Linked DNA regions of Homo sapiens: region 2 is linked to region 1. The links are chromatin loops, found by intact Hi-C in ENCODE. Cell type or tissue: PC-3. All regions are shown on one strand. Links, peaks and the distances in the headings refer to the core of each region. The heading gives the core; the rest is flanking DNA. Region 1 overlaps PAK5 (p21 (RAC1) activated kinase 5). Region 2 has its middle 23 kb from the start of LAMP5.

Evidence for each region. A loop is a pair of places that touch in the nucleus more often than their neighbours do. Peaks named below come from ENCODE experiments on the same cell type or tissue, not always from the same donor. Only the 100,000 strongest peaks of a DNase experiment are listed, where the experiment ranks them.
Region 2: it touches region 1 in a loop (4-fold over the local background); 2 of 110 quality-filtered maps call a loop at or near these places.

What each region holds. Positions count from the first base shown.
Region 1 is chr20:9,582,671-9,598,734 of GRCh38, forward strand. The region is part of intron 3 of PAK5 (p21 (RAC1) activated kinase 5); the gene reads right to left. The region is part of intron 2 of LOC105372523 (a long non-coding RNA gene); the gene reads left to right. Among named protein-coding and RNA genes, the nearest start is that of LAMP5-AS1, 76 kb to the left of the region's middle. In PC-3, for the core only: no CTCF peak of the experiment used is centred there; DNase peaks (open chromatin) are centred at 7,731, 9,831 and 11,801; H3K27ac peaks cover 2,302 bases.
Region 2 is chr20:9,484,049-9,500,112 of GRCh38, forward strand. No RefSeq gene overlaps it. Among named protein-coding and RNA genes, the nearest start is that of LAMP5, 23 kb to the right of the region's middle. In PC-3, for the core only: no CTCF peak of the experiment used is centred there; a DNase peak (open chromatin) is centred at 8,193; H3K27ac peaks cover 1,039 bases.

The DNA of each region.
Region 1 (16,064 bases), core at 4,187-12,186:
CTTCTTGGGTGTGTGTGTGTGGTGGGGGTAGGGTATCTATATAAAGTAGTTGGAATTCTTCTGCACAGGAGACTTGCTTATTTGCTCCCATTTACCTACTCATTCAATCATTTATTTATATATAAGGATGGATGGACTTATGGTTATTTATTTTATACTTTGGGTTATAAGCCAACACTCTGTTATTTGCCTTGTTGCTCAAATGGTTCCAGCTTTTGTCACTGGGAGTTCTCTCAGGCTGGCTGCTGTGTCCCTTTGATGATCCCTCTTCCTTTTATTTTTTGAGCACTTCCTTACTTTCTGTCCCTACAAGAAGCTCCAGGTTTATCTTTTATTTTCCCTGCCCTTCCCCCCAAATCAGGCATTTCTCCAAGGAACGCTAATAGTATTAGAAATTAAGATTTGGTTCCAGGAATACTCATTGCTACTGGGTGTCATTGCCAGGCCTCAGCAAACAGAGCTCCGAAATAATATGTTTGTAGACTAACTCATGAACACACTCACACACCTATAATTATATCCATCCATCTGTATCTATATTAACCTAAACATAAATCCACATTAATGTCTCTGAATCTAATCAAGTACCACATAATTCATTCTTGCCATTTCCTTACCTGTAACTTCCTCTGCAACAGTAAAAAACATGGGCCCCACCATCTGCCAGTCATTTGCCTATTCAGTGCTAGTATAACTGTTCAGCAGTTTCAGATTAACTCACTCTACCATGAGAAACAACTTTGTCAACTCAAGTACCATGTTTAAGTCCAGTTCTTTAAAATTCCTTTACACTTATAGTTTGCATTCAAAGCACTGTTTCCAAAGTTCCTTAAGTTAGTGTCTTTTTTCCTGCACCCCCTTCAATGAGGTTATGTTATAAATGTATAGCTGTTGGATTCTTTGGTCACATTCTGCATTCTATCCCAGGATCCTCTGATCTTCTGGTTTATTTTTTGTTGTTTTTTGAAACTACGTACATTAATTAACTCTTTGTGCTGCAAAGCTCTATGGGTATTGACAAGTGCAAAGCATCATGTATTCACTGTTAGAGTGCCATACAAATTAGTGCCACCAGCTGCAAAAATATCTCCTGAGTTTCCTCTAGTCAAACATTACCCTCTCCCCAAACCCTTGATATCACTGATCTGTTTTCTGTCCTTATTGTTTTGTCTATTCCAGAATATCATATGGATGGAATCATACAGTCTGGAGCCTTTCAGCTTGACTTCTTTCACTGAGCATAATATAGTCAGTGTTCATAAACTAATATCCTAGTCTTTTTTTTGCCTATTCCTTTTTTATTCCATAGTGTGGAATTCATTATATGGAATGTAGTCATTGTTGAGGGTGGTGCATAAATTGATGGATTGATTGCCAAAGTAGGGGATGCTCTGTTGGAGCCTCCCTTAGAGAAAGAAAGAATCATGTATATAACCTGGGACCTTTCCTCAGAGGAACAACATCCATCCTCACCCCACAGATTAACTTGGGAGAAACAATAACTGTGAAGAGTAAAAGATGAGCAGCCTTGGCAGAGGAAAGATGAAACAGCTATAACTCAGCCTTAAAAATATCAAGTCTCTTTCAGCAGCTTCCTATTTCATTTCAGTTGTATCTTCCCTGTTTACCACTTATTTTATTTTATTTTATTTTATTTTTTGAGAAAGAGTCTTGCTCTGTCACCCAAGCTGGAGTGTAGTGGCATGATCTTGGCTCACTACAACCTCCGCCTCCCGGGTTCAAGTAATTCTCCTGCCTCAGCCTCCCCAGTAGCTGGGATTACAGGCACTCACCACCACGCCTGGCTAGTTTTTGTATTTTTAGTAGAGACAGGGTTTCACCATGTTGGTCAGGCTGGTCTCAAACTCCTGACCTCGTGATCCACCCGCCTTGGCCTCCCAAAGTGCTGGGATTACAGGCGTGAGCCACAGCGCCTGGCCTTGTTTACCACTTCTCTATTTCCTCAGGGTGGCCTTCAAGCCCTCTTAGACATCTGTTCTGCTTCCTTCTATGGATTTAAACTTCTGGCCTCCTTTCCTATTCAATAATGTCTTGCACTGTTTTTTAAAAGAAAACAGAAACAGTTTGTTTGTATCACAGTGTATCAACTAAAAGTTTTTCCTTTTGGACAGAAATTATACTCTTGCACATTTTCTACTCCCTCTCTTTATGAACAATAGGCAGGTTACTCAAACAAAATGTCATCAGGAATTCATGGTTCCTCCAAAAGAGCTTCCTGGTGTGTTTAATCCCAGGCATTTGTGTTGACAGATGTGCCACATGGGTAATGAGTGTAAGGCACACCAAGGTCTTAAAGGGCCCTTCTGAATCACTGGATCTACTCGGATAATCCTTTAGCAAAAATCTTATCTTATCCAGACTTTCTCTGAACTTGATAAACAATGCTTAACTATATTAGATTTTTTTCATATTCAATGTTACCTTTAGCTCTATATCCTAGAAAAATATTATTTCTTTAAATTCTATCCATCTTAAACAATATTCCAATTATTCTTTCTTGCCTGCCCCCCATGCCTTCCCATCTCTGAATACACAAAATATTCAGTCTGCTACCATGGAATCACTTCCAGCATCTTAATTTTGGAAAGAGTCTAGGTCACCTCTTCTTTTTACTGAGTAAAACCTGAAACCTGGAGTTGACTTTGCCAACAATATTTAACAAACAGGGGATTTGAACCCAAGTCTCCTTTCTCCCAGTCTAGGTCTCTTTCTATGGTATGCTTTAGACTCTTTTAGGCTAAACAAAATATTACCAGTAAGCAATGCAACGTTGGTGTGTGACATCACAACCCAGCAAATTGGCCATTGGTCATTGTGGTGCATATTTCTATCGTGCGCTCCACTCTCAGAAATTAGTTGCTGAATGTACGGAATATGGATAATTCTAGATTCCAATTTCAATTTCAGTGCACACTTGCTATGTGATTTAATTTCATTCTTTATTTCATTACCTGTTCTCTTATTTGTAATAGGGATATTATCACTTGATGGTATTTAGTGATCCCCTTCCCCCTAGAATTGTAGCTGCAGATAGAAGGAGGTGCTAGAGAACAGTTTTAAAACATCCTAATGCCCTCAACGAAAACACTGCCTTCAGTGGACGGAAATTTGTAAATATGATATGAATTAAGAACATTTCTACACATTCATCAATGAAGGCTAAGAAAAGCATGAAGATTATTTAAAAAATGATCAGAGAAAAGCAAGCTAAAAGTCTAGGGAAAGTTTCTGGAAGAAAAGAACTATGAAGCACATCTAGGAGGAAGCAATAGATGTAACTAGAGAGAGAGAAAAAAGAGATAATCACCAGCTCATCATTTACTGGACAACTGAGGCTCAGAGGTGATCTGTATGCCTTCAGATGCTACCATCTTTGGGGTCAGGATGGAAATTGTGAATACAGAAGAAAGGCTCTCTGCTCATATCAAATTGGTATCCCAATTATTTGTTTGGAATTTATGTCCAAAAAACCTATTAGTTCATCTTCACAAATTAACAAATGTCTGTGATGGGGGGTAGACTGTTAGTGTTAGAAATTCACCACTAGGACACAGGTAATTTAGAAGGAAAAAAAATCATTCCCTGTGTGATTCCTTTGAGATAAGAGCATTATTGAACACCTCCTTTGGAAGTTACAGGTCCCTTAAATCTCCCTATTTTTACACTAAAACCCTTCCAATTTGATTAATGAGTTGATTGGGTAGACTTTAAACTAACACTTCATTTTTGAGAAATACTGAAATAATAAAATTTACATGTCAAAAAGAGGCATCTATTTATCCTAAAATATCTATAGATGGATAAAAAACAGAACTATAGTATCTATGTGTCTAGGCCTATACTACCTATCAATATTTTTAGATTACTAAGAACAACATAATGAAGGCCTATTAAATAGAGCTTTTTCAGTCATTAATCGTGCTATAAATATCTTATATTTAGGAAATTAATAAACAAAAGGAATCAATACAATTTCATAGGGATTTTTTGTCTCCCAAGTGTGTTCATTAACATTTCTATAGGAGATTAGAGGGTCACTATTTCATCATGTGAATTAATGTGTGGCCTCAGAACTGGGGACCTGCTCTTTCTGTGCACTTGTCACCAGGTATCCCGAGAAAAATATTAATACTGCTATAAGCTAAATGCTATTTAGAAGAAATGACAAAGACTGCCAATTGATAAGAAACATTGTTTAAAAATGTAGTATTTATTATCATTATTTTGTATCTTAGGCTTATAGCACTTATGAGATAGGTAATATTAAGTGTTATCAAACCTTTTTAAGTCACTGTCTCTTAATCCATAAAACATTGAGACTAGATCCTTACCTCACAGAGTTAATGTGATTATTTAATACAGTAATATGTGTAAAAAACTTGGCATGATTCCTGACGTATACAAAGTACTTATAAGTGCTAGTTACTTAACTATTGGCCAGGGCGGGGTGGCGGGCTGCAGTGGTAAATTTTACTTTTAAATTAGGTTGATAATAAATGAAGAAGAAAGGAAGCTACAAACAACACCTAGAAGAAATAAATCTAGCTTCATATGGTGGGAAAAAAGGGATAATTGATGTGGGAGACTTTAAAGTACTATTAGTAACTTTAGATACAAAATACATATTTCTTGAATTTAAACAGATGTATCTCAAATTAATTACAATTGTTACATAAATATTCCTTCTGAGATCTAAAAAGCGGAATACTTTCAAATTAACAATCAGCATTCTATAGTTATTCTTCTTAAAAACGTAATGTATGAGTCAGAAAAATTAACCAAGTTAGACTTTCAAGATTTAAATGGAAAGATAGGTATAGAAAAGAAAAGTTGATAGAAATACAGTAAAATTTTGATAGTGGCTGTCATCTCAGGGTGGGAAGACTAGGGGTGATTTATATTTCAGTCCAGTGCTTCTCAAACTTTAAAGTGCACACAAATCACCCAAGTATCTTGTTAAAGGGAGACTGTGATTCAGTAGGTCTGGGTGGGGCCTGGGATGCTAGAGTTCCAAAAAGCTCTCAGGTGATGAGGATGATGGTCGGAGGGTTACACTGTGTATACAATGGGGTTAATGCATTTTCTAGATCTTCTACAATCAGGGTTACCTTTATAACAAAAAAGTTAGACTGAGGTATGCTTTTCTGTATAAGAAGAGTCAGCATTATATGTATATACATACATATATATAAGTTGTATTAAATATGCATTTTATTAACTATCTATAATATAGTGTTAAATGTACTATATGTATTGTATTCTATATATACATACATAGCGCTAAGTACGTTTACACTATATATACACATTGGGAATTACATGTTCATTTTCTCATTCCCTTTGAAGATGAAACATTTCTCCAGCTTAACCAAAACGATGACTTCCATTTATTTCACCATTTTGGTACACCTGCTTCTTTAGCACCATGCTCTTACTATAAGGCTAGAAGCCTTAGAGTTATTGATGAACAAAATCCGAACACTACAAAAGATATGATGTGGTTACAAACATTTAGAAAGAAGAAATTTTAATCACCCAATAGTAAAAAAATGAAAGAAAAATCTAAAAGCCAACCAACCAACCAAACAAAAGGGCAAAGAAACTAAGGCATGTCCTAAGACAGTCTTTTCTTGGATTTCATTTCCATGGTTAGCATTTGAAAATGTTTGTTGATGGTATAAATGTATCACACTTTAAATAAAGCACACACTCTTCCGTTTCAATGAAAACTATTAGCTCAGTGTTAATAAGCAGGGGGTTGCAAAATGTAAATGTTTGTTAAAAACAAATTAGTGCCCCACCCAAAAAAGTATAAGAAAAGAAGACCTGTTAAATCAGAACCAAGGCAGTATTTGTTTTGCTGATACAGGTTTCACTTTATAGAATCATAAGTGGCAAAGCAGTAATAATGAAAATCCAAACATGCAGAGTTTTCCAACACGGTTTAACCAGGCTTCCAAACAGAAGAACCACTAATTATTATTGTCCGTCTCTGGTGTTCATTAAAGCAAAATTGTGCACTTTTATAGAGATCAATAATACAATAACTGCAAGAGGATTGGTGGATTTTATGCCATGGAACCTCCAGGCATTAAAAATCAATGCAACCCAATCTATTTGAGTTTGAAGCCATGGTGCTCATTGTCTTTCCATTGTACCCTGGACCAGCTCAGCATCTATTCAGGCTCCCAGTGACAGTGGCCATATTTCATAGTGCTCCTTCCATGGGCTGTTGGCTGGTGATAAGCTATAATGGATCTGTCTGTGAAAACAGCTGTCTCCCCTTGTTCCCCGAAAAGAGATGAAAAAGTGCCTCTGCCCTCACAGACTGTATTAACCTTGACAATAATGAAGTGTGTAATTAACAGCTTTGCCCTAATAGGACCTCACATCTCTTTTTCAAAAGCAGTATCTTCTGTGTGCCTCAAACGTGTTTCATTTTGTCTTTCAGGTAAATATAGCTCAGGAGGTTAATAAGCTAAATATTTCCACAACTGAAGTATAAACAAAGATTCTCTCAGAACTTATGTACTTTTAAACTGTCTATCTAAATTCTTACCCTGTTGGTAAAGAACTGTCTTCCTTGTTTTTATTAAGGCAGGTAGCTGGAAACATCAGGTAACATAGTCACAACAAACAGATTTGATCTACTTAGATCCTTATAGGAAGAAACGGTAACTCTTGTTTGGATTTTGTAATATCATTAGATATTTTCAATAAATATTTTCACTCGCTATTACCAATAGATATTTTATCTATTTTCTTTCAGTTCTCTACATATACCTTTTATTTGGTAACAACAGTGGTTGGGGCTAATTGGGTGAACATTTGAGCATTGCATATCCCTGGAAAACAAGATAATTCAGGCAACATATTTCAGAGTGGAGGTAGTGGTAAGGGATTCTAACCAGAAAATCCCTCTTTAACAAATTATGTAATAATCTTAATCACATGGAATCCAAAAAGCCAATTTCTGTTTTTTTGTTTGTTTGTTTTGAGATGGAGTTTCACCTTTGTTGCCCAGGCTGGAGTGCAATGGTGTGATCTCTGTTCACTGCAACCTCTGCCTCCCGGGTTCAAGCGATTCTCATGCCTCAGCCTCCCAAGTAGCTGGGATTACAGATATGCACCACCATGACCAGTTAGTTTTGTATTTTTAGTGGAGATGGGGTTTCACCATGTTGGCTAGGCTGGTCTCAGCAAACTTAGGTTACTCATAAAGGTAAGGCATCTGTCTCTTTCTATTCTAAGACTTAAAAACATTTCATCTTTAAAAATCAAGATGCTTTAATATATTACAAATTTTTTTTTTTGAAGACAAGGTCTTGCTCTGTCTTCCAGGCTGGAGTATAGTGGTGCAATCATAGCTCACTATAGCTTCAAACTCCTGGGCTCAAGTTATTCTGGGTAGCTAGGAATACAGGCATGTGCCAAAATGCCTGGCTAATTAAAAAAAAAATGTAGAGAGGAGGTCTCATTATGTTGCCCAGGGTGGTCTCAAACTCCTGGCCTCAAGTGATCTCATGCAACAGCCTCCTGAAGTGCTGGGATTACAGGTATGAGCCACCAGGACTGGCCAAGAATTGTTTTTAATGTGCTACTAGGAAATGTAAAATTAAATACGTGGCTTGCATTTTACTTGTATTGAGCAGAACTGATCTAGAGCAGAAGTCAGGAAGCCATGTGACTCATGGGCCAAATCTGGCCCTCTGCCTGTTTTTGTAAATATTTACATATGGTGAGAGTATGGCTGGATTTGTGCACCACAATGGTAGGGTTGAGTTGCAAGAGAGACTATATGGCCTGCAAGGTGTAAAATACTTACTCTCAGGCCCTTCACAGAAAAAGTTTGCTGAACCCTGATCTAGATACACAGGTCTCATCTTTGGAGGGAAAACTCTGCTAGTATTTGATTCATGGGCTGTGCCAAAAAAAAAAAAAAAAGAAATAAGCCTCCCCAAAAGCTGAATGTGGTTTCTTAGAGGGAGGGAGTCATATGGCACCACAGGCATCACTTCGTTTACTGTCTGCAGTTCTGTCACAGAGGAGGACATGAAACACAGTTCTCCCCACTCCTGAAGAAATGCAGTTTGTTGGCCAAGTCAATTGACTAGAATAAGCAACCCAAATAAACAACCCAACACTGTTCGCAAATGAGCTTTTCTGGAACAGCAATTCGAGAAGCAGACTGGCCAAGTTCTTGCTGGGTGGTAAGGTCACCTTAGGCAACAGTAGGTGTTGTGGGCATAAACAAGAATCCATCATTTCCTCCCTCATGCCCTGTCCTCCATATGATCTGAACTTTAAAGAATTTGTGAACTGACGAATAAAATGACTGCCATCAGTCCGTAAATTGGTTTAATAAGAGTTTCTAGTCACTACCATGGATTAAACACTTGCTGTGTGCCAAGATGATTAGAAGTATTTTTCCAATATATAATAATCATAATATGACTCCAAGGTATGGCATTATTACCCCTTTATAAGAAGGAAGAAAGTGAGGCTCAGAGAGGCCAAGGAATTTTCCCAGTGTCACTCAGCTAGCAGGTGGGAGGTTTGAAAGCAAGGCTCACACCTACCTGTTACAAATGCTGCCTCTCTATAGAATATGAAAACCACAACACCCTGTCAGCACCCTCAACTTCAACTCTCAGGAGTAGAAAGGATAGTCAAAACCCAGAAAGACAAGCTCCAAACCCTTTGAGATACAATGAAAGAAATGTAAGCATATTCTGTGGGGGGCAGAATATAAAATATTTCCAGAAACAAAGCTTTTTAAAGAAAGGATGTTCAAAACTCAGAATTTATGGAAATTGGGGAAAAATAAGTTGACTGGTCTTTGAAATAATTAGCCTTTAAAGCAACTTGAAAATTCTTTCTCTATAACAAAGGAAATGTTACATTGCATTTACTCAAGATTCTGACATTTAAAAATGTAATAACTAATAAAACATGTAGTCTACATATCAATTGCAACTACCTCCCCAAATCAACCAACTGATTAAATTATGCTCTAAATATTGCTAATATGCAATGCTAAGGGCCACAATGTATTGCATTCTCTTATAGTACAAGGCATATTTATTTTAAATTTAGCCAAGAAAAATTTACCTTTGCATGTCCTAAATTTAAATTTCTGTTGTTGTTGTTGTTTTACCTGACATTTCAAACAATCTTTACAAATGTGGAAATTATCTCTTGGAGGCATAATAAATGTTAAGAAACTTGTTAATCTGGAAATAAAACCAGTAGGCAGTCAAATAACATTTTAAACTATAAAGTTGGTATTGTAACTATGCACTGTAATTCATATTTCAGAAATTGACTGTTCTTAGATGCCAAGAAAAGAGTATGCCTTATGCAAAAAATAGAAGAGAAAAGTTGCAATCCAAGTCTTCCATATGTCTCAAAAGTTTGAAACTTCTAACCCCATTAAATATTAAGGTCATCACGGACATAAAGATGGAGAGAATAGACTCTAAGAACTCTAAAAGCAGGGATGGGAGATGGTGGATAAGGAATGAGGGTTGAAAAATTACCTGTTGGGTACAATGTTCAATATTTCAGTGATAGGTACACTAGAAGCAGAACCCCCACCACTATGCGTGTAATATCCATGTAACAAACAAGCACATGTACCTTAGTCAGCTTTACCAAACATTCCTTGATATTCATTACTAATTTCTCTTTGGTGATCAAAGTCAGAGTACTAGTTACCCCTAGGGGAAAGGTGCTCACTGGGATGGGGCCCAAGGGAACTTTCTGGGTGATGAAAATGTTGTATATCTTGATCTTGGTTGTGGTCACAAGAATACATACATTTGTAAAAATTTGGCATACTTTACGTTTATGATTTGTATATCTTATTACACATAAATTATTCCTTTGTCAAAATACATTGGAATTGCACCAAACCAAAAGTTTGCTTGACTTGTCCAGCAAATATGCAGCACTCTATGGGCAGCTTCTGCAAAGGTGGGACATTGGATATACTCAGAATGGGTGTTTGCCAGGCAGCTGTCATGCAAGTAGGTAGGTAGCAATGGGCACTAGAATGTGGATGAACCATGCAGTTTAAGCTGAAAGGAGATTATTAAAGGAGAGTGCTGATAAGTAAGGAGAATGCAGCAAGGTCAAAGACTGAAAGTCTAAGGGAGAGAGAACAGGTGTTGTGGGATGTGGCTGTGGGTGGGTGGCTGGTTCAGAGGGGAAGAAAATCCCATCTCTTAAACCCAATCAGAGATACAAGCCCGTAGCTGAAATATTCCAGTAACTCTTAGCAAATGCCAAAGAAATGATGCTATTCATACTATTAGGAGTTGGCAGGGCTGGGCACGGTGGCTCAAACCTGTTATCCAAGCACTTTGTGTGGCTGAGGTAGGAGGACTGCTTGAGGCCAGGACTTCCAGACCAGCCTGGGCAACATAGCTAGATCCCTTTTTTTTTCTACAAAGAAAAAAAAAATAGCTGGGCATGGTGGCAAGTGCCTGTGGTCCCAGCTATTCAAGAGGCTGAGGTCGGAGGATCCCTTGAGCCCAGGAGTTGGAGTTTGCAGTCAGGTATAATCATACCACTTTACTCCAGCCTGAGCAACAGAGTGAGACCCTGTATCAAAAGAAAAAAAAAGAGTTGGTAGGTTAGGCTCCCTTCATCCTCAATCTCTTTACCAATCCCACCAGTGGAGCCTGATGCATCTCTATGTACTAACTTGGCTTACCCAGAGACACCTGCAAGTCTATGGTGCTTTCCTTTTTATTTATTTATTTATTTAAATTTTACTTTAAGTTCTGGTATACATTTGCAGAACGTGCAGGTTTGTTACATCTAGGTTTTAAGCCCCACATGCATTAGGTATTTGTCCCAGTGCTCTCCCTCCTCTTGACCCCCACTCCCCGGACAGGCCCCGGTGTGCGATGTTCCCCTCCCTGTCTCCATTTGTTCTCATTGTTCAACTCTGTTCAACCATTGTGGAAGACAGTGTGGCGATTCCTTAAGGTGCTTTCCTTTTGCACCGCAGAAACGCTAACTCTGCAACATTTCTTTCATTTAGATAAGCTATATACAGAATCAAATCATGTCTTTTCTTTTTGCAAAATGAGACATTTATCCCAAGGATCTCTCTCTCTCTCTCTCTTTCTCTCTCTCTCTCTCTCTCCCCCTCCTTATCTAGGGGTAAGAGATGTGTTCACATTTAAAATATTTTGTTCCTTTGAAACCCAATGGAAGGTTTAAGAATGCACCTTGAGGATTTCTAATAACCTGTAGGAAAGGCTAAGGCAGTGAGAGATTCCGCTTCATCTGGCAGCTTCAATTGCAGGGGCTCCCAGCCATGCACATTGGAATCATCAGGGTGGAGGCCAGGGTCTCTTCCCAGACCAATTACATCTCTGATCATCGTTCTAGGGTTCAGTAATTTCTGAAGCTCTTCAGGGGATTCCAATGGGCAGCCAAGTTTGGGAACCATATTGCTAGAACTTCTCCTCCTGCCACTCAAAGCTTGGTCCCTAGGCCAGCAGCATCACCATCACCTGGAAGTTTGTTAGGAATGCAGAATTGCAGCCCCATCCAGATCTACTGAATCACAATCTGCATTTTAACAAAATCTCCAGGTAATTAAAATATACATTGAAGTCTGGACAGCACTGGTCAACCAAGACAACCTGCAGGTCACATTTGCAGGCTTCTAAATTAGTCTGCCTTGGGGAGGTCTTGTGATTCATGGCAACATCCTGTTCCTGAGTAAAGAATTATCTGAGTTCCTTATCTTATTGACACACTGATTAATGAGTAACCTACTGACATTGAAAAGGATGCTGATTTGTTTCTGAATTATGAAGTTTTGCTGGTTTGTATCTGAATCAGGAAATTTCACTGATTGTCTTGCACATAGATGTGTTAGCCTGTATGTTGCAATCTGTAGACAATGACAATAATCCCTGTATTGTACCCTCCAATGAAAAAGGACAACTCTGATATGGGAGTCCCTCTCCTTTCTCCCATACTTTCCTATAAAAGCATTCCAACTTGTAACAGACTTTGGATCATTCCCAACTTTGCTGGTGTGTTTTCCCAGGTCATTTCTCACATTTGACTTCCAATAAATCTTTTTAATCAACTTCTGCTTCGACAGCCCTAATTTTGGTCCACAACCATTTGCCTTTGATTTAGTCTTTACTCCTAAGGTCCCCTTTTCATGATCCAAACCATTTCAACTCAATAAGGATTTTAAAATCAGTCCATTCCCTCTGTGTATATATAAAATCATATATTTATTACGGAGAGAATTTACTGATATATATAAACACATATACACATACATTTAGATATATGTATATTTAGGTGTATTTAGATGTGTGTGTGCATATATGTACATATACACACATATACATATATATATACACATATACATATATATACACATATACATATATATAGAGAGAGAGAGAGATAGTATCAAATAAAAAAAATCTAGCCCCTAAACTTCAGATTAATAGGGTCATTCTTTCATTTAATAGAAAAAGAAACAGCAATTCAAAACAGAAAAGGAAAAATGATTGATTCACAACACCAAGGGCACCTCTGGACATTATGCTCCTAGAATGCATTCTGTGACTGAATGATGGAGCGTATTTATCCCATGTGTTTATCCAAGAGGGCAAGTTTAAGTCCAGAATGCAGGACTCTGAAAAGAGTTTACTGAATAATCCCATTGATTCCCTCAATGATACTAACAGAACAGCACAAACCCTTGTACCAACAAAGAGAGATGATCCACTTCTTTCCTCTCTAAGCTGCCTTGCCAAATTGAAGCTCCTCTTCTCTAAGTTATATCTCAGATAAAGCTTAGTTATATCTTAGATAAAGCAAAACACACACATCAGAAGAGACTCAAACAACATTATCTTTCCTGTTTCCAAAATTGTATTCTATCAGTTGTTTTCACATAAAGACCACAGATTTAACAAAAACATAAAATCCAGGGGTTCTTTAACAAGAAACATAAAATCCAGGGGTGTTTTGGCCCAGGAATGTTCTTGAAGACATCGTTCGCTACTTCATTAAGTGTCCCCCTAGAAAGGCCTCCTGACACACTTATTTACAAATTAGAGTTAGAAAGCTTGGCTTTCCTAGAGGAAATTCTGCTTTTCCCACTCCCCTTTTCTGTTGATAGAAATCTTGTAACTGTTTCAAATGGACTCCCCAGAGGCTTGAAAAAAATCAAATTTATAGCTTAACTATTGATTTTGTTCATGTGTAAGGCCTGTAGTCTACTTGCATTCCCTTCTGTCTCTTCTTCCTTCCATAATTTACGTGTTTCTTGGCCTTCACTGTTGAACTATGTAATTTGCCACACCTTTATTACATGGAATTTCATTGTACATTAATGCTATTCCACTTGGGAAACAAAGTTGATTTTTAAAAAATTCCTCTCAATGACCACTTCTGGTCTTTAATTTCCTCCCTTATGAAAATGTATTTAAGTAGTCCTCAGCAATTTTAAAATCCCTTGATCTTACATCTGACCCAGGATGCTGGAGCAGGTCAATCAACTAGGGTCTTCTGAAGGCTGTTTACTCTTTAGGAAAATACTACCCCACTGCACAGACAGAAAACTATATAAAAAGCTGCCAATGTCTTCAGCATCTTAGAAATAGACTACAGAGGCCAGGCACGGAGGCTCACGCCTGTAATCCCAGCACTTTGGGAGGCCGAGGCGGGCGGATCACAAGGTCAGGAGATCAAGACCATCCTGGCTAACACAGTGAAACCCCGTCTCTACTAAAAATACAAAAAATTAGCCGGGCGTGGTGGTGGGCGCCTATAGTCCCAGCTACTCGGGAGGCTGAGACAGGAGAATGGTGTGAACCCAGGAGGCGGAGCTTGCAGTGAGCTGAGATAGCACTACTGCACTCCAGCCTGGGCGACAGAGCGAGACTCCGTCTCAAAAAAAAAAAAAAAAAAAAAAAAAGACTACAGAGAAGTCGTGGCTTGAGGAGCTTTTAAAAATCCTTTAGCCCAGACTGCACCCAAGAGCAAATACTTAATAAATAAGAATCTCTGGGGTAAAGACCAGGCAGTGGTAGTTTTAAACCTCTCCCAGGCAATTCCTAGTATTTGAGGTTGAAAACCCGTGTCCTAATGCAGTGCGTATTAAACCCTACTTGGCACATAAATGCCCCAGGTATCTCCTTAAACAGCAGACTCCAAGGGAGCAGGTCTGGCATAAGGCTCAATATTCTGAATTTCTAACAAGCTCTTAGGTGAGGCTAATACTGCTGGCTGCAGAGCATGCTCTTAGTTGCAAGGTCTCAAAGAATAGATTGTGTTCCCTTGGTGGCTGAACTGGGGTTTACATATTCCAGGGAAAATGAAATCAGCACCATGTCCTAGAGAGAGTGCTGGATTATAAATCTGGCAATCTGGATTCTAGTGCAAGTTCCATCTGTGGCAACTATGAAGCCTTCACCAAATCACTTTCCCTTGCTGGGGCTATGGTCCTTATCTGTACTGAGAGGGTTTCCCTGGCACCCTTCTAGCTTCAAAATTCTGTTGCTTTGAAGGCTCTCTCCATGTCTCAGCTAATCCAGATAGTTACAGCTCCTACAAAGTGCAAAGCAGCTGGCTTGATTGAAAAACAATCTGATAGGTGCTTACCTACTGGGAGAGAAAACTGTATGCATGAACTGAGGTTTGTGTATGCTTTCCTTCACTTTTAAATTCCTAAAACAAGCACTGACCCTTTATGTGAACAAATCCTAGGTTACTTACATGAGCACATCCTGTCACATGCCATTTGGTGTCCTGACACATTCTTAACAATGTCAGAACCAAACTCGAGTAGGTTGATGCAAAAGTGGTTCCAATTCTCCTCTTCTGTCTGTATGCATGTCCTTTGGAGTGTGACTCCGCACCTCCTCCCATCAGGAGATGGAGTCTGTTTCCCTTTCCCTTGACTTTGGGTTTAGCTCTGGCCAATGGAATACAGCAGAGATGATGTTGTGCCCAATCAAGTCTACGTTTCTAGAGGCTGTGCAGCTTTGAATCCTGCCTGGTTACCATGTGTACAAGTCTGTACTAGCCTGGTGAATGATGAGAGACACGAGGAACAGAGACCAGTCTTTCCAGCTGAGGCCATGCTAGGCCAGCCAGCCTCTAGCCAACTCAGAAGCTGATGCGAGTGAGCCCTGATGAGGCTAGAACCATGGGTCAAGCACAGGCCAAACTGCCAACTTGCTGAATTGTGAGGAACAATAAACAGTTTTTAAAAAAATTTATTTTAAGTTCCAGGATACATGTGGAGGACGTGCAGTTTTATTACATAGGTAAACATGTGCCATGGTGGCTTGCTGCACCTATCAATCTCTCACCTAGGTAGTAAGCCCTGCATGCATTAGCTACTTATCCTGATGCTTTCCCTCCCCCCATGACAGGCCCAGTGTGTGTTGTTCCTGGCCTATCTCCCTGTGTCCATGTTTTCTCATTGTTCAGCTCCCACTTATGAGTGAGAACATGCGGTGTTTCGTTTTGTGTTCCTGTGTTAGTTTGCTGAGGATGATGGCTTCCAGCTTCATCCATGTCCCTGCAAAGGACATGATCTCATTCCTTTTTATGGCTGTGTGGTATTCCATGGTGTATACATATCGCACTTTCTTTATCCAGTCTATCATTGATGGGTATTTGGCTTGATCCCGTGTCTTTGCTATTGCAGATAGTGCTGTAAGAAACATATACATACATGTATCTTTATAATAGAATGATTAATGTTCCTTTGGGTATATACCTAGTAATGGGATTGCTGGGTCAAATGGTATTTCTGGTTCTAGATCCTTGAGGAATCACCACACTGTCTTCCACAATGGTTGAACTAATCTACATTTCTACCAACAGTGTAAAATCATTCCTATTTCTCCACAGCCTTGCCAGGATCTGTTGTTTCTTGACTTTTTAATAATCACCATTCTGACTGGTGTGAGATGGTATCTCATTGTGGTTTTGATTTGCATTTCTCTAATGATAGTGATGTTGAGCTTTATTTCATATGC
Region 2 (16,064 bases), core at 4,200-12,199, 99 kb before region 1:
CACAATAAAATTAGGAAAAATTTCCAAGGAAGGCCAATTTAATATTGTATACCTAATCACTTGCATCAGGACTCAATAGCTTTAGATGAATCAGAATGTACCAAAAACAAAACAGACAGAAAAAGGATTTGACCATCTGTCATTTCGGAACTTTGATATCATATAATGTGAATGAGGAAATGTTATACTGATCCATCAAAATTGTTTACCCTTTTCAAGCAATTCATGGATTTTCTCAAAATTCACATGCAGCTTTTAACACTTCTATCTTTTGTTTTTCCTTAGACAAATCTTGGTATTTTGTTAGGGTGTGGTATTTGTTACAGCACAGCATATTGAACCCTACAGACTGTACCCCTGTATTATGAATTCACTTCTACTACATCAAGTAGCCATATAAATGGTTATATTAGACATTTCTTCAGCATTGAACTAACTTTATTTGTTCATGGATTAAATATTTATTGGAAAACCACTCTTAACCTCTCTACCCTTGTAACCCAGTTCCAACTCATTCTGCTCACCACACAACAGCCAGTAAGTAGAGAGACAAGGAGTTGGAACAAGGAAGGTGACTTTAGTTCAAAGAGCCAGAAAACTGAGAAGATGGTGGACTAGCGTCCTAAAGTACCATCTTTGGTCAGTACTCATTTCAGACTCTTTATGTTAAGGGTGGTGGGAAGAGGAGGAGTTGGGATCAAGAGGTGACTGACAACTGCAGACATTTGAGTGCCAACAAGGGTCTGAGGAGGTTGGAAACTTCTTTGTCTTTGTCTTTAGCCAAGTCACAATGTTCCTATAAATCTTTAACAAAACATAGTTGCTTACATACTCTCTCTTTAATCCCAGAGTACAAATACAAAATGGCTATTTTTGTATTTTATCTGTGTGCCCAAATTAGCCTAGCCTATGTGCAGGAACAGGAAAAGGCCCCTTAAACAAAAATGGGGTCAGTTATGTTCTTTTAGTGTTTCACTGTTACACACTTCCAACTTTTTCTCTTTTCTTTTTTTTTTTTTTGAGACAGAGTGACTCTGTCGCCCAGGCTGGAGTGCAGTGGCACTGTGTCGGCTCACTGCAACCTCCGTCTCCTGGGTTCAAGTGATCCTCCTGCCTCAACCTCCTGAGTAGCTAGGATTACAGGCACGCACCACCATGCCTGGCTAATTTTTGTATTTTTAGTGGAGATGGGGTTTCACCATGTTGACCAGGCTGGTCTCAAACTCCTGACCTCAGGCAATCTGCCTGCCTCGGCCTCCCAAAGTACTGGGATTACAGGCATGAGCCACCGTATCCAGCCCTTCAACTTGTTTTTTTACCAGTAATGCACTCTATTTTGAAAACTTATCAACAGTTTTAGCTTTAGGCGATATTCATAAGGTAGATGGGTGGCATTAATGGCCCCAATTTTTTATGCACAAAATTATTTAGAACAGTGTATAAAATTACCCTGAGGCTATGTGTATACAGTGTAATGACACATAAATATATTTTGTGTTTGGACTTGGATCCCATCCCCAAGATATCTTATTATGTATATGCAGATATTCCAAAATCTAAAAACAACCGAAATCTGAAACACTTCTGGTCCCAAGCATTTTGGATAAGGAACACTCAAGCTGTAGCAGCAAACTGGACACGAGTGGAGGCACATTTTTGTTTCTTCACTTTAAGTCTCTGACACTGCCGTGAGAGCACATGAGAAGGCTGGCCTGCTGGCGGGTATGCGCGACTTGCAGAGAGTGGAGTTATCTCGTTCATTTTACCAGCTGACAATAGATGTGTGAGCCTGCAGCTGAGATCAGCCATGCCTTTCCCAGAGCCGTGGGAACACCCAGCCAACCTATAACCATATGAGAAATAGGAAATGGATGTTGATTTGAGCCACTGAGTTTTGATATTTTTTGTTATGTGGCCATAACTAACTGATACAGCCAAGCTCTGGGAACAGGAAGATGATAAAACAGTCTCATTTCAAAGTCCCAGAGACTGCAGCTTTCAAAAGCCACTGGAATCACCTACAGGCACGGAACATGGTTTTCTCAGGGAGTGATTCCAGCTGCTAAGCCTCATGTTTGATGTCTCAGGTTTCTTTTTATTTGTAACCTTCTGAGTGTCTGCTGTTCACTTCCTCTAAGCTGGACTGCTGATGATTTCAACTAACTTTGTCATTTGACAAACACCTCCTCCTCCTCATCCTCCTCCCCCTCCTTCTTCTTCCTCCTCCTCCTACTCCTTCTTCTTCTTTCTTCTTTGACTTTCTCCCTCCCCCTCCCTGTCTTTTCATTTTTTTGGTTTGCTTCTAAACCTTCTCTCTTTTTCCTTTGGGCTCCCTGGTCACTCAAATGACCTCCTGCCACAGTCTTGGATGCTAATATTAAGTAGCTGCTTTCGGACTGGTCTGTTTGAGTTATGGGTCCTAAAATTGCAGATAAACGGGGAATTACTTTACCACATTACTTTGTCCAATTGCATAAAATATGGGACACAGATTTTTTAAATGCAATAGTCTAGCAATGGAAATATATGGTATTGAGTAGTTAGACTGATTTTAAAGCAAAATTCTTAAAAGAAAAATATAGGAGCATATATTAGGTATTAATAAGAGGAATGTATTTAAATATATTTCGAATAATTTAAAAGTATATTATGCTAAATAATATATGCTGAAATAAAATTCAGCAAAGTAAAAATATTTTCTAAGGCTTGGAAGTCTATTAAGCTAAACGTCTGCCAATCTTATGTCCCAGCAATTACACTCTAAGAGTAATGAGTGTAAGCCAGACATGGTGATACACACCTGCAGTCCAAGCTACTTGGGAGGCTGACAATATAATTCAAGGCTATGCCTCCTCTTTAATCCCAGAGTACAAAGTAGTGTTCTATGATCGCACCCAAGAATAGCTACCACACCCCAGCGTGCAATACGTAACGAGACCCCATCTTAAAAAAGAAGAAGAAAAAAGAAAAAAAGAAATGAGTGTATTGTGTATGTGTTCATCAAAAAGCATGTTCTTTATTCATAATAATAAAAAGCTAGAAACAAATCAGATGTGTACCAATAGGAGGATGCATTGATGAAATGTAGTATATTCACAGGGTAGAACACATGAAAGTACTTACCTTATGATTCCACATACATGAAGATCAAGGAAAGGCAATGCTAATCTTGAAGGAAGTCAGAGTAGTGGTCCTCTCTGAAAAAACCTTCCAGGATGATGGTGATGGTCTATGCAAGTGGTTCTCGAAGTGTGTATCAAGGATCCCTTGGCAAGCCATTGTGTCCCCCAAGAGACTGTCAGAGGGTCTGTGTAGTCCTCTTGTTTCCAAATCCGTCTCTGTGGGAGGCCAGATTTCTTCATATACTGCAGTGAAAATGACATATCACAACAGACCGAATGAAGAAAAAGACATTAGAACTCAGATGACTTCTGTAAAGCCATACGTTAAAGACATTTGCAACAATGTAAAACAATGCCACTCCTCCCACCAACTTTTAGAAAATACAGTTATGTTTCACAAAAAAGTTATTGTAATAGTACAATATTGGTTATATATTAACAAGTGACAGTTTTGTTATTTTTATTGAATTGAGAAATATTTTGAAATTCCTGTTTCAAATTTTTAACATAGTAATGCTTACAGATATAATTCACATAAACAAACTCTGAGTTTTTTAAAAATATTAAGAGTGTTAAGGAATCCCTGAGGCCAAAGATTTTGAGAACTGCTGGTCTATAACTTACGCTGCGTGGAGGTTACATGGGTGTTTATACAGGTAAACATTGATCAGGGAATCAGGGAATACACCTAAGATTTGTGTCTTCCATTGCATGTATAATTCTCAATTAAACCCATGTTTTAAAAATATAGCAATAGATATATGTTCATGGTATAAAGAGAATGGGGGGAATGAAATATAATTTAGTATACAAAAATACATATACACATTCAGAAGACCAATAGGGATGATGCCAAAATAACAAAGTTTACTTCTGAAGCCTGTTGCCTAGTGGAAACCATCGAAGAGGCATAATTACTCAGAAGAGTTTTGAGCATAAAATTAATTCAGCAGGCTTTGCTGCTCCACAAGGAAACTATTCTACTCCTCTCAAAAGCCTGTGCTGAGTGAGGGAGGCAGAGTTGGATGTGGAATAGACTCTCTTTATTCTTCCCTTCTAGCATTTTCCATGCCAACTCTCCAAGTCTGCAACAGAAAATGATTTGAAACAATACAAGAGTAACTTAAGAGAGAGCCTCTCACAAGGGACAGGAAATGACACACCCGAGAAAAATAGCAGAAATATCCACTTAGGAAAGGTGGCAGCTGTCAGATTAAAGAGAACCCAGATGATGAATTTGGCATAAATTCTCCCAAGGGGATCTGCAGTAACATTAAATGATAGTGCAAAGCAAAATGGAAATGGGTGCAACTGGGATCAGCTGAGATAGATGAAACTTTCTACTTGTAGAAGTCAGTGTGGCAATTAACAGTCTAATTTGGGATCCCACTGACTACAGCTTAGATCCTAACTCCGCTATTCACTAACTGCGGACTTCAGGCATCCTACTTAATGCCGCAGAATTGGAGCTTTCCATCTGTAGAATGGATGTAATGCCACCTACCTCATGGTGCTGCTGTGAGAATCAAGTTAGCTTTTGAATCATTTAATACATACAGTTCCAGGCATATCCTAAGTGTTCAAAGAGTGGTATTTTGAAGATCATTTGTGGCTGTGTTTACCTTTTTAGCTGAGAACTCCTCTTCATCTTAATACATACTCTATAGAAACTCTTTTAGGAATTTTAAAATAATATCATGTCATTATTTTTGCATGATATATAAAGGTATGATTTTAAATATTTGGAAAAATGTATTAGATTGATATACTTTTAATAATTGGTTAGCAAAGTTCATTTCAATAAGATGTTTAATAGAGTAATATTCATTAGATACCTCTGAAGAGACAAATTCCAACTTTTTCAGTATACCAAGCTTTAAAGGAAGATAATACATTTTATTTATTCATTTATCAGTTAATAGATATTTGGGTTGTTTCTGATTTGGGGCTATTATGAATAATGTTGCTATGAACATTCACATACAAGTTTCTGTGTGGATGTATGTTTTCTTTTCTCTTGGGTATATACCTAGGAGTAGAATTGCTGGGTCACATGGTAACTCTACGTTTAACTCTTTGAAGAACTGCCAGACTGTCTCCCAAAGTGGCTGCGTCATTTCACACTTCCACCAGCAGTGTATGAAGATTCTGAGTTCTCTACATCTTTGTCAATACTTATTACCTTTTTTATTATAGTCATCCTAGTGTGTGTGTCGTTGGTATCTTATTATGGTTTCGACTTTCACTTCCCTGATCCTTAATGGTATTAAGCATCTTTTCATGTGCTTATTGGCAAGTTGTATATCTTTTTTTGTAGAAATATATATCTCAGAACCTTTGCTCATTTTAAATTGTGTTGTCTTTTTATTACTGAGTTGTAGGAGTTCTTTACACATTTTAGATACTAGTCCTTTTTCAGATATATAATTTGCAAAATTTTTCTCTCATTCTGTGGGTTGCCTTTTCACCTTCTTCATGGTGTCTTTTGAAACACAAAAATTTAAATTTTGATGAAGTTCAATTTGTCTATTTTTCTCTTTTGTTGCTTGTGCTCTTGGTGTCATATTTAAGAAACCATTGCTTCATCCATGGTCACTGAGATTTATGCCTGCTTTCTTTTAAGAGTTGTATAGTTTAATCTCTTACATGTAGGTCTTTGATCCGTTATGAATTCTTTTTATATCTACTGTAAGGGTGAATGCCATTCTTTTGTATATGGATAGCTAGTTGTCCCAGAACCATTTGTTTTTGTTTTTGTTTTTACATAAGTTCTAGAGATCTACCGAGCCTCTGTTGAAAAAACTTTTTCTCAATCAAATTGTCTTGGCATCCTTGTCAAATATCAATGGATTACAAATGTGGAGGTAAACTCACTGTTAAACTCCCATCATGTCCATTGGCATTGCTTAAGATGTGGATGACCTTCACCTAGCCAAATCCCATGTGTCTCTTCTACATGCTCATCAAAACCTCTCTGCAATGTTTGACACAGTCAACCATTGCCCCATTCTTGAAACACTCGCTTGTCTTTGTCTTCATGACCTCAAACTATGTGGAGGCACAAACTTCCCATGCTCCAGTCCCACCTTATCTAACAAAATGCTTTCTTTTCTTCCTTTCACGAGAAAAGATGGATCTCAGGAATCTTTTGTCTATGATGCTTCCATCCCATGACACCCTTCCAAATTCTTCCCTACTCACAATGGAATGCAGAATTTATGACCCAGACCACGTCTGTTAGCCATTAGTTCTAGACTTTTGTCTTTTACACACTTATTCTTATCACCTCATGTAGATTGCAAGTTCACATTGTATTCCTCTTCTATTACTGCATAACAAATGACCACAGAGTTACTGCAAACCCACTTACTATCTCACAATTCTGTAGGTCAAAGGTCTGGGCACAGTGTGGCTGGATTCTCTGCTCAGAATCTCACAGGACTAAAGTGAAGCGTCAGCTAGGCTGTGTTCTCATCTGAGGCTCAGGATTCACTTCCAGGTTCAAGTAGTTATTTTCAGAATTCAGTTATTCGCAGTTATATGATTCAAATCCGCACTCCCATGCTGGCTGTTGGTTGATCAAGGATAGTTCTCAGCTCCTAGAAGCTGCCTAGTTCCTTGTCACAAGGCCGTATATATAGGTCCTCTTTACAACATGACAGCCTACCCATTCAAAGCCAGCAGCAGAATCTCTTTTAGCATTCCTCTTTCAGGAAGGATCTAGCAGTTCCTTTTAAGGACCCACTTGATTAGGTCACCCCTACCAGGATAATCTCCCTTTTGATTACCTCAAAGTCAACTGGTTTGACTTATTATATCTGCTAAATTAATTACATCTGCAAAATTCCCCCATTTCAGGTAATGCAACCTAATCAAGGAAGTTAAATTTATCAGATTCACGGTTCTGCCCATGCTTCATGGGAAGGGGTTATTCAGAGTACATGTACAAGGAGATGAGAGTATTGGGGGCCGTCTTAGATTTCTGCCTAAACACCACATGCACGCACACACACACACACACACACACACGCGCACACACACACACACTCATAGCACAGACTCCGAATGTTAAAGTTAAATCTAACATGTTTATAGCATTTAGTGAGCTCTCTCATTTAATTTTCATGTTACAGGCAAATGGAGAACCTTATCACCATTGTACAAATGTTGAATCTGAGGTCACAAAGCAACACCATGGAGATTAAAAAACAGAACCCATTTATTCTCCTGGGTCCAAATTTCTGTTCTCTGTAGAACCACCACACTGTCATAGAGATCATCACATCCTATTCTTAAAAACCATGAACACAAAACCACCTGACAGTTTACAATGAACAAAGAGCATTTGTCAAAGGCACAATGTCATTTCATTGTCATGGCAACCTATTAGTACAGTTTTTATCATTTCTGCTTCAAATGAGGAAATGAGTGAGTGAGCCCCTCAGTACAGCACTTAGCACAGTAAAGAACAAATAATACAGCCTGACCAACATGGTGAAACCCCGTCTCTACTTAAAAAAAAAAAAAAAAAAAATTAGCAGCTCATGGTGGTGGGCGACTGTAATCCTAGCTACTCAGGAGGCTGAGGCAGGAGAATCGCTTGACCCCTGGAAGCGGAGGTTGCAGTGAGCCAAGATCATGCTATTGCACTCCAGCTTGGGTGACAGAGTGAAACTCGGTCTCAAAATAAAATAAAATAAAATAAATGAACAAATAATAAACTCCCTGCTTTTGGTGCTGTTATAAATTAATTTATGGATACCATCATACAAGGTGCTGTGAGGAAAATGCAAAGAAACATGATCCCTGCACTAGAAGGATTTATTTGTTGATAATACCTCAGGATTTGATAAATCCCATGCATTCCCAATATTAATTAGATTTGGTTTAAAGAATGCCAATCAAAAAGGGAGTTCAGCAGGGTAATAAAATCTAAACAGAACTTTGCTTTTGAAAGTCTAGTCTACGAGTCAGGAAACTATATATTCCACTGGCCAAATCTGGTCTCTCACCCGTTTTTATATGGCTCATGAGATAAGAATGGGTTTTATGTTTCTGTGGTTGGAAAAATGTTAAAAGAAAAATATTTGGTGATTCATAAAAATTATATGAAATTCAAATTTCAGTGTCCATAAAAAAATTGTACTGGAACACTGACATGCTCATCCACTTAAATATGACCTCTAGTTGCATTTGCGTTATGACAACAGGGTCAAAGATTTCTAACAAAGACCATATGACCTGCAACGTCTAAAATGTTTGCTCTCTGGCCCTTTGCAAGGAAAGTTTGCCAGCCTTCAGTCTAGCCCATTTACCCTAGAGTAGAGAAGAGGGGAGGGATGGGGGTGCAGAGGCAGAGTGGCAGGAACCCAACTCTAGCTTTCGGGGAGGAGAAGCAACAAAGTCTCCTTGGAGCCCTCAAAGACACAGGGTTTCTGAAGTCCAGGGCCAGGAAGTGGCAGAACCTTAGATGGTTCTGCTGCCTGACTGATTCCAAGCCTTGGTTTCTGCTGCTTTTGGAACCTTTGCAGACAAAGAGAGCTGCCAAGAATGAAGGCTTCCTTGGGCCCGGCACGCTTGCCCTTGCTGGGTTGGACAGGAGACAATGGCTACAGTGACCTCTGGGACTGAGGAGTGGGCACCTCCCCCACTCCCCAGGTGTTTAAAAGCCGTAGTGTGATTGTGTGGTTCTGAAGAAGAAGACAAATGGTGCGGGATGTCACAGTGTGTGTTCTGCAAAAAGTAGAGCCTCGGACAAAAATTTGAGTGCAAGTATTTTATCTGGAGGTGATCCCAGGAAATAGAATGAGGGTTTGGGGGATGGAAGTAAAACAATAAAGGAATAATTACGGAGAATGTTACCTCTGTGGGCGATGGGCACAATCCCCCTAGATATTCGGCAGGATGGTGTAGCACACACCTCAGAATTGTCCCACCAGGGTGGAGACAAGGGGTATTTATCCATCAGCATTCCCTTCTCTTTGGATGGGAGTTTTTCTTGAGGGTAGTGACTCCCTAGTAGCTAGCTCCAGCCAGCCCCTCATGGGCCAAGCAAGCTCCTGGAGCCAGAGAAGCCCTCAGGGAGAGAGCTGCATGTGCCAGAGGCAGGAAGTCTTAGGCATGAATGAGATAGTACTAAAGCTATGGGAGGTTGAGGAGACAAGGGAATATGAGTGGGGCACCAAAAGTGTCTACTGCAGTGGGCTCCCCTTCAACTTTGGAGAGTTAGCAGCATTGGGAGAGAACATTCAAAGTAGACTTACTTTGTTTAAAAAAATGATACTTCCAGCTGCTGGAGTGTGCCCGATGTTCATATATGTGCCTTAACTTTCCTGTTAGATGGCAGACTCCTCAATGTTATGCAAAAAGACACATCCTGAAATTTTCTTAGTGGATTATTTGATAAGGAAAAAATATTAAGAGTTATTTGCTTCCTCTTTTCTTTTTCTCTGGCTATCCTCCGGTATGGACGTTATTCGCAAGAAATAGAAACAACAAAAGTCCCGAATAATCTAAAATAAGGTACTCTTGAATTATCAAAATTAACTATCAAAGTCAGTGAGAACTAACCAGCTCTGCATTATTATTTCCCATCTTAGATATTCTAGCCATTAGGACAGAAAACATGAAAGACACAAATACCGTAATGTGTGCTATATTTTAGTAACAATAAAACCTCTAAAGATATGACTGCATTGTGGGCTTTGTTTAATGATTAACAACAAAAAAAAGGATGGTGCATTTCCAGTTGAAACTGAATCCAGCCAGCTTTCCAGATTTCAAAGGCTTTATAATGGAAGAAACAGCCCATAAGTGGGTCACAAACAATCTTGTCCATTAATCATCCCAAGTCTAGCAGATATGCATGCCGGGTGCCAAGAAAATCATGAGACTCTGTCTCAAAGACAGTGTGCCTTTCTAAATTTTCTTCTTAATGTAAAAGTCTAATATTTGGGTTCAGTGATATTTTGCATTTGTATGAGAAAATGGACCCCACTCTAAGAGCAAGGATAAAGCAACACACCCAACTTTCAAGAGGCAAGAAGGATCCTTGGTAATCAGAGTCTCAGGTTTATACATCCAGCAATGACCTCCCTGTTGATGCTCAAATACTCAAAGCTGCCGTTGGAAATTTAATGGGCATTTCAAACTTAAGTTATTCAAATTAGAATTCCTGGGTTTCTTGCCTGCTCCTTCCCAGCCTCAGGTTAAAACTCTCAGGATTATCTTCGATTAATGGCTTTCTCTTGTCCCTTTGGTATAATCGATAAGTATTATCAGCTCCTCCTCCAGCATATTTCTGAAATGGAATCACTTCTCAACACTACTGAGATAACCACCCTGGTTGTAACCAATGTCATCTCTTGCTTTGACCACTCTAACAGCTTCCTGGTTTCATTTGCATCCACTCTTGAGCTCGTGCAATCCTCTCTGCACGCAGTAGAAGAGTGATCTTCTTAAAGTATAAATCAGACTGATTGTGCAGGTCATCTGCTTAAAATCCCATAATACTTCCCTCTCCACTAAAAATAAAGGCCAAACTCCTTTCCTAAGCCTATAAACCTTCATGTGATTCTGCCCTTTATTCCAGTTATCTATTGTTGCATAACAAACTATCCCAAAACTGAGTGCTTGAAGCAACAACAATTCATTATTTCTCATGGTGCTCTAGGTTGGCTGACCTCAGCTGGCTAGTTCTTCTGCTCCACTTGGTATTGACTGGGGTCGCTTGTATGGCTGTGCTTGGTTGGGAACCCAGCTGGGGCTGAAATGTCCAACATGGTTTTCCTGACACATCTGGTGCCCCAGTTGGGATGTCTGCCTGGGCTGCTCGCTCCCTCTCCACATATCTCTCCACATTTAGTGGTCAAGTTCAAGTTTCTTTACCTGGACGCTGAATCTCAAGAGAGCAACAAAGGAAACTGCCAGAATCAATTCTTAAAGCCTAGGCCATGATATTCCATTGGTCTATGCCATTGGTCAAATTAAGTCATAAGGTCAGCCCAGACTCACAGACTCAAAGGGGAGGGAAGATAGGTCCACCTCTTGATTGGAAGAAGGATATTAATATACAAGAATGGGAGAGATTTTGGGCAGCCATTTTGGAAATAACCTTCCATACCTACCTGCCTCTCCAATCTAGTTTCATATCAATCTACCCCAGTCACACTGTGCATCTTTGTCATTCCAAAAGGTGCTGAGATAGCAAGTACTAGTGTTCCCCACAATATCCTTCCACCCATCATCTTCCAGAATAGAACTGGATCTCAGCTAGGTTCATGGCTTCCCAGAGTAAATACTACATTTCCTAGGCTCCCTTGAAGCCAGGTATGAACATATGACCATATGATTCCATTCTGAGCAATGGAACGTCAGGAGAAGTGTCCAGTGGAAGTGTTGGCGAACCTTCCTTAGAATACAGCAGTGGCCTCTCCATTAACCTCTTCCTCCTGTGCCCTGTGCTCTTCTATGCTGGTTGGACCTACGGGGACATGGAGAATGAATGTCTTGCCACGCCGAAGAAGCCTCAGTCTCTGAGCCCACATGATGGCCAACTAGCCCTGGAACAATGATCCCAGGATGTTTCTTTGAAGGAAATAGACTGCTAACGTGTTTAAGCTACAGTTAGAAGGTGTTTTTCATCTTTCACAGCCACTTAATCCTTACTGCTGGGCATCTGCAGTGGAGGGAACAGCAAGAGCAAAGGGCCAGGGGCTGGAGAGCATCCAGAATGGGAGCAGAGCCAAGGGGCTGAGTGATTGCAGAAGAGGCAAGGGTGGCCAAATCATGTAAAGCCTGGTAGGCCTGGCTTTTCCATCTGGATGAAATGGGAAACAATTACAGAGTTTCGAGGAAGGCATGACAAAGCCTTACCTACACTGTAGAATCACTCTTGATCCCATGTGCAGAACTGGCCATGGCAGCACCATGGCAGAAGCAGAGGCTGATTAGGAGGTACTTATCTAGATGACAGAGAGTAGTGGCATAGACCAGGGAGAGGGCAATGAAGATGGTGAGGAGTGGTCAGATCATGTGTCTAGTTTGAAGGGAGAGATGCCAGGATTTGCTGATAGATTGGATGGGATGTGGGCTATGATGGAATGGGAGGAGTCAGTGTTGGTCTAGAAAGTTTTGGTTTGAGTAACTCCCAGCTACTTGGGAGGATTGCTTAAGCCCAGCAGTTCAAGGTTACAATGAGCTATGACCACGCAACTGCACTCCAGCCTGGGTGACAGAGCAAGACCGTGTCTCTAAAAGAGCCCTTTGCTCTTGCTGCTCCTCCAATAGAAATGCCCAGCAGTAAGGATTAAGTGGCTGTGAAAGATGAAAAACACCTTCTAACTGTAGCTTAAACATGTTAGCATTCTATTTCCTTCGAAGAATCTGGGATCATTGTTCCAGGGCTGGTTGGCCATCCTGTGGGCTCAGAGACTGAGGCTTCTTCAGCCTGGCAAGACACTCATTCTCCATGTCCCCGTAGGTCCATTATAGTTAGCGGTAGCTAACTTTAATGGAGTAGTTTGACAAGGAGCAGGGTTTTTTTTGCAAGGGTGAGGCATTAGGAGTTTGGTTTTGAACTTTGTATTAGCCAGAATTCTGGAGAAACAGAACCAATAGAATGTGGAAAGAGAAAGAGAGAGGTTTATTTTAAGAAACTGGCTCACACAGTTATGGAGGCTGGCAATTTCAAAATCGGCAGGAAAGCAGTAGGCTGGAGACCCAGGGAAGAGTTGACTTTACAGCTTGAGTCTGAAGGCAGCCTGGAGAAGATTCCCCACTTTCTCAGAGGACCTCAATCTTTTCTCTTACAGTTTTCAATTGATTGGATAAGGCCAACCCATACTACGGAGGGTAATCTACTTTATTCAAAGGCTACTGATTTAAATATTAATCATATCTCATACCTTCACAGCAATATCGAACCTAGTGTTTGACCAAACCTCTGAGCACCATAACCTACCCAAGCTGACAGATAAAATTAACCATTAAGGCTGGGCACAGCAGCTCACACCTGTAATCCCAGTGCTCTGGGAGGCTGAGGAAGGAGGATCTCTTGAGCCTAGGAGTTTCGAGACCAGTCTGGGTAACACAGTGAGACCCTGTCTGTAAATTATTTTTAAGGTTGCATTTAACTGGTTGTGGTGGTGTGTGTCTGTAGACCCAGATATTTGTGAGGATTGCCTAAGCCCAGTAGCTCAAGGTTACAATGAGCTATGACCATGTGTCTGCACTCCAGCCTGAGTGTCAGAGCAAGACCCTGTCTCTAAAAAGAAAAAACCCCATTGTGGACATGTTTAGTTATAAACGGCTTTATATAACCCAGTATAGATGTTGAGTAGGCATTTGGCAAACATTTGAGATCATGAACATATGCATTTTGTTTAAAGAAACAAAACTGAATGATACAGTCAACTGAGTGAGTGTAGAGCATATAATCTTCCAGATCCTCCCACTTTTTTTTCTGTATTCTGACTGTCCTGTGACCTGGCCAGCTTCATGTTTAATCCCTGAAGCCTTAAATTCAAGCTGGGGCCTTCAACATTTCCACGCACTGGTAAACTTGTTTGCATTGTTGCCCAAAACTCTAAAAGGTCAAACATGTTGTTAAACACATAGAAACTAGCCCCTGCTCTGAGCCAAATTCCTTAAACTTCCAGATAAACTTCATAACCCAACCCCTTCACTGGAGACATACCTGGGTAAAACATCTCCTGTATCACTGTCCCTCACAAGGAAGCTGCAGCACCCTGTCTATATAAATTCATCTAAGAAACTCGTTGGACAATCAACCTGGTGTTTAGCGCTTCTTTGGAATCCCCACTGGCCCCATCTCAGAACACTCTGAAGCAGTCCCTAGTGGGAACTCTCCTGCCACCACTTTTGAGGCAACTCTAGCTGCAGATTCAGCCAGATGGAACAGTAGGAAGAGACAAGAAGATGTTTGAGGATTAGCATTTCCATCTTAAGAGTTAGCACAAGCCAGGCATGGTGGCTCACAACTGTAATCCTAGCACTTTGGGAAGCCAAGGTGGGAGGATCGCTTGAGCCCAGGAGTTTGAGATCAGTCTGGCCAACATAGGAAGACCCTGTATCTACAAAAATAAAACAAAACAAAAAACTACTAGCCAGGTGTGGTGGCACATGCCTGTACTCCCCGCTACTTGGGAGGCTGAGATGGGAGGATCACTTGAGCCTGTGAGGTGAAGGCTGCAGTGAGCTGTAATTGCACCATTGCACTCCAGCTTGGGTAACAGAGAAAGCCCTGTCTCAAAAAAAAAAAAAAAAAAAAAAAAAAGTAATCACAAGCGAGGAAGAGTCGCCAAGGAAACTGTGAGGAAACCAGTGACTCATGAGAAATGCAAGAGAGTGAACTGTTCTGGAAGCCAATGAGCAAAGGGCCTTGATAAAGAAATAATCAACTGTCAAATTTGGCTAAGTCAAGTACGACCTGAGAATTTATCATTAAATTTGGCATCTTGGAAACCTGAAAAACCTCATGTATCAGTTTAGGTTGAACCCATGGAGAAGCAAAACCAGTAGAAGATACCTGTTAAGAGATTTACTGCATGGAACTGGCTTATGTGATTATGGGGGAATAAGTGGATAAGTCCAAATTCCATAGGCATTAGGAAGGACAGGCTGGGACTCTCAGGCTTCTGTTCACAGGCAGATTGTTTTTTTCTCCAGAGAATCCTCAGCTCTGCTCTTAAGAACTTCAGCTGATTGGATGAGGTCCACCAGTTTATCTAAAATATCTCCCTTGCTTAAAGTCAATTGATAATAGACTTTAATAACAGCTGCAAAATATCTTCACAGCAGCACCTAAATTACTGTTTGAATAAAATTTCCTAACCAAGTTGACACATCAAAGACCATCACACCTCAACAAGACCAACTTGGGTGGGTCCCAGTTGAAGTGGGCTCAAGAGAATGGGAAGAAAACATGGAGATAGTGCTTGTAGACAGTCATTTCAAAGAGCCATGCTATGAAAAGAAGCAGAGAAATGAATCGGTGACTGGAAGGTAATTGGATCATGGTTTAAATGGCTGAGGTAGAATTTAAGAGAAGACCATTAGTAGGGAGGAGCTTGAGGGACTGGAATTGGTGAGATTAGAAAGCCACAGCTATGGATAGTGAAACCACCAAGAGGAGGAAGAGGAGGAGGAACATTACAGAGAGTGATCTTGAGTCGATAGCTAACATATTCAGAGAATGAGGCGTCACTCATTGTTGGGATGGGAGTAACAGTACATGGTTGCATGAGAAAGAGTAGTGGAGTTACAGTCCGATAACATCAGATATGAAGCTGAGAGAGAAGGGGCTGTCTTGGGGGGAAAAATAAGACAGTAGTCTGGGAGAACAACAATGAAGATTAAAGGAGACACACACCCTTCAGACACAGTGGCACTAAAGTTTGGGAGTTTACAGCTCCCTCTTGAAAGGGCTGCACGGAAAGCAGTGTCCCTTCATAGAATATCCTGATCTGAGTTAGAGCAAGCAAGGGAGGGGTATTTGCAGAGAAGAAGTTGCAGATTTCAGGAATTTTGCTGATGACTGTTCATGAGTTCCAGAAGATAAGTGGGGTGGGAGATGACATTCTTATGGGGGGTTTCAGAGCTGTATAAGGAGGAGCTGAGGGCCTGGGCTCATGGAGGTCCCTGACAGGGTAGGGATAAAGGACACAGGAGAATAGTCTGGATAGTTTCCAGATGGTGGTAGTGACACTGTGGATGCTGAGGAGCAGACAGGGGCAGGGAGAGTCTTGGCAGCAGCACAGTGAGTTCTAGGCCCTATTTTCCCTTTTACTAATGGGGATATAAAAGCTGGGAGTAGGGGAGTTGTATCCCAGCACTTAATCTTCCAGGCCTCAGTTTCCTCATGGAAACAGTAATCTAAGAGTTGGGATACAATGGAGACATTGCTCTTTAAAGGAGTCTGGT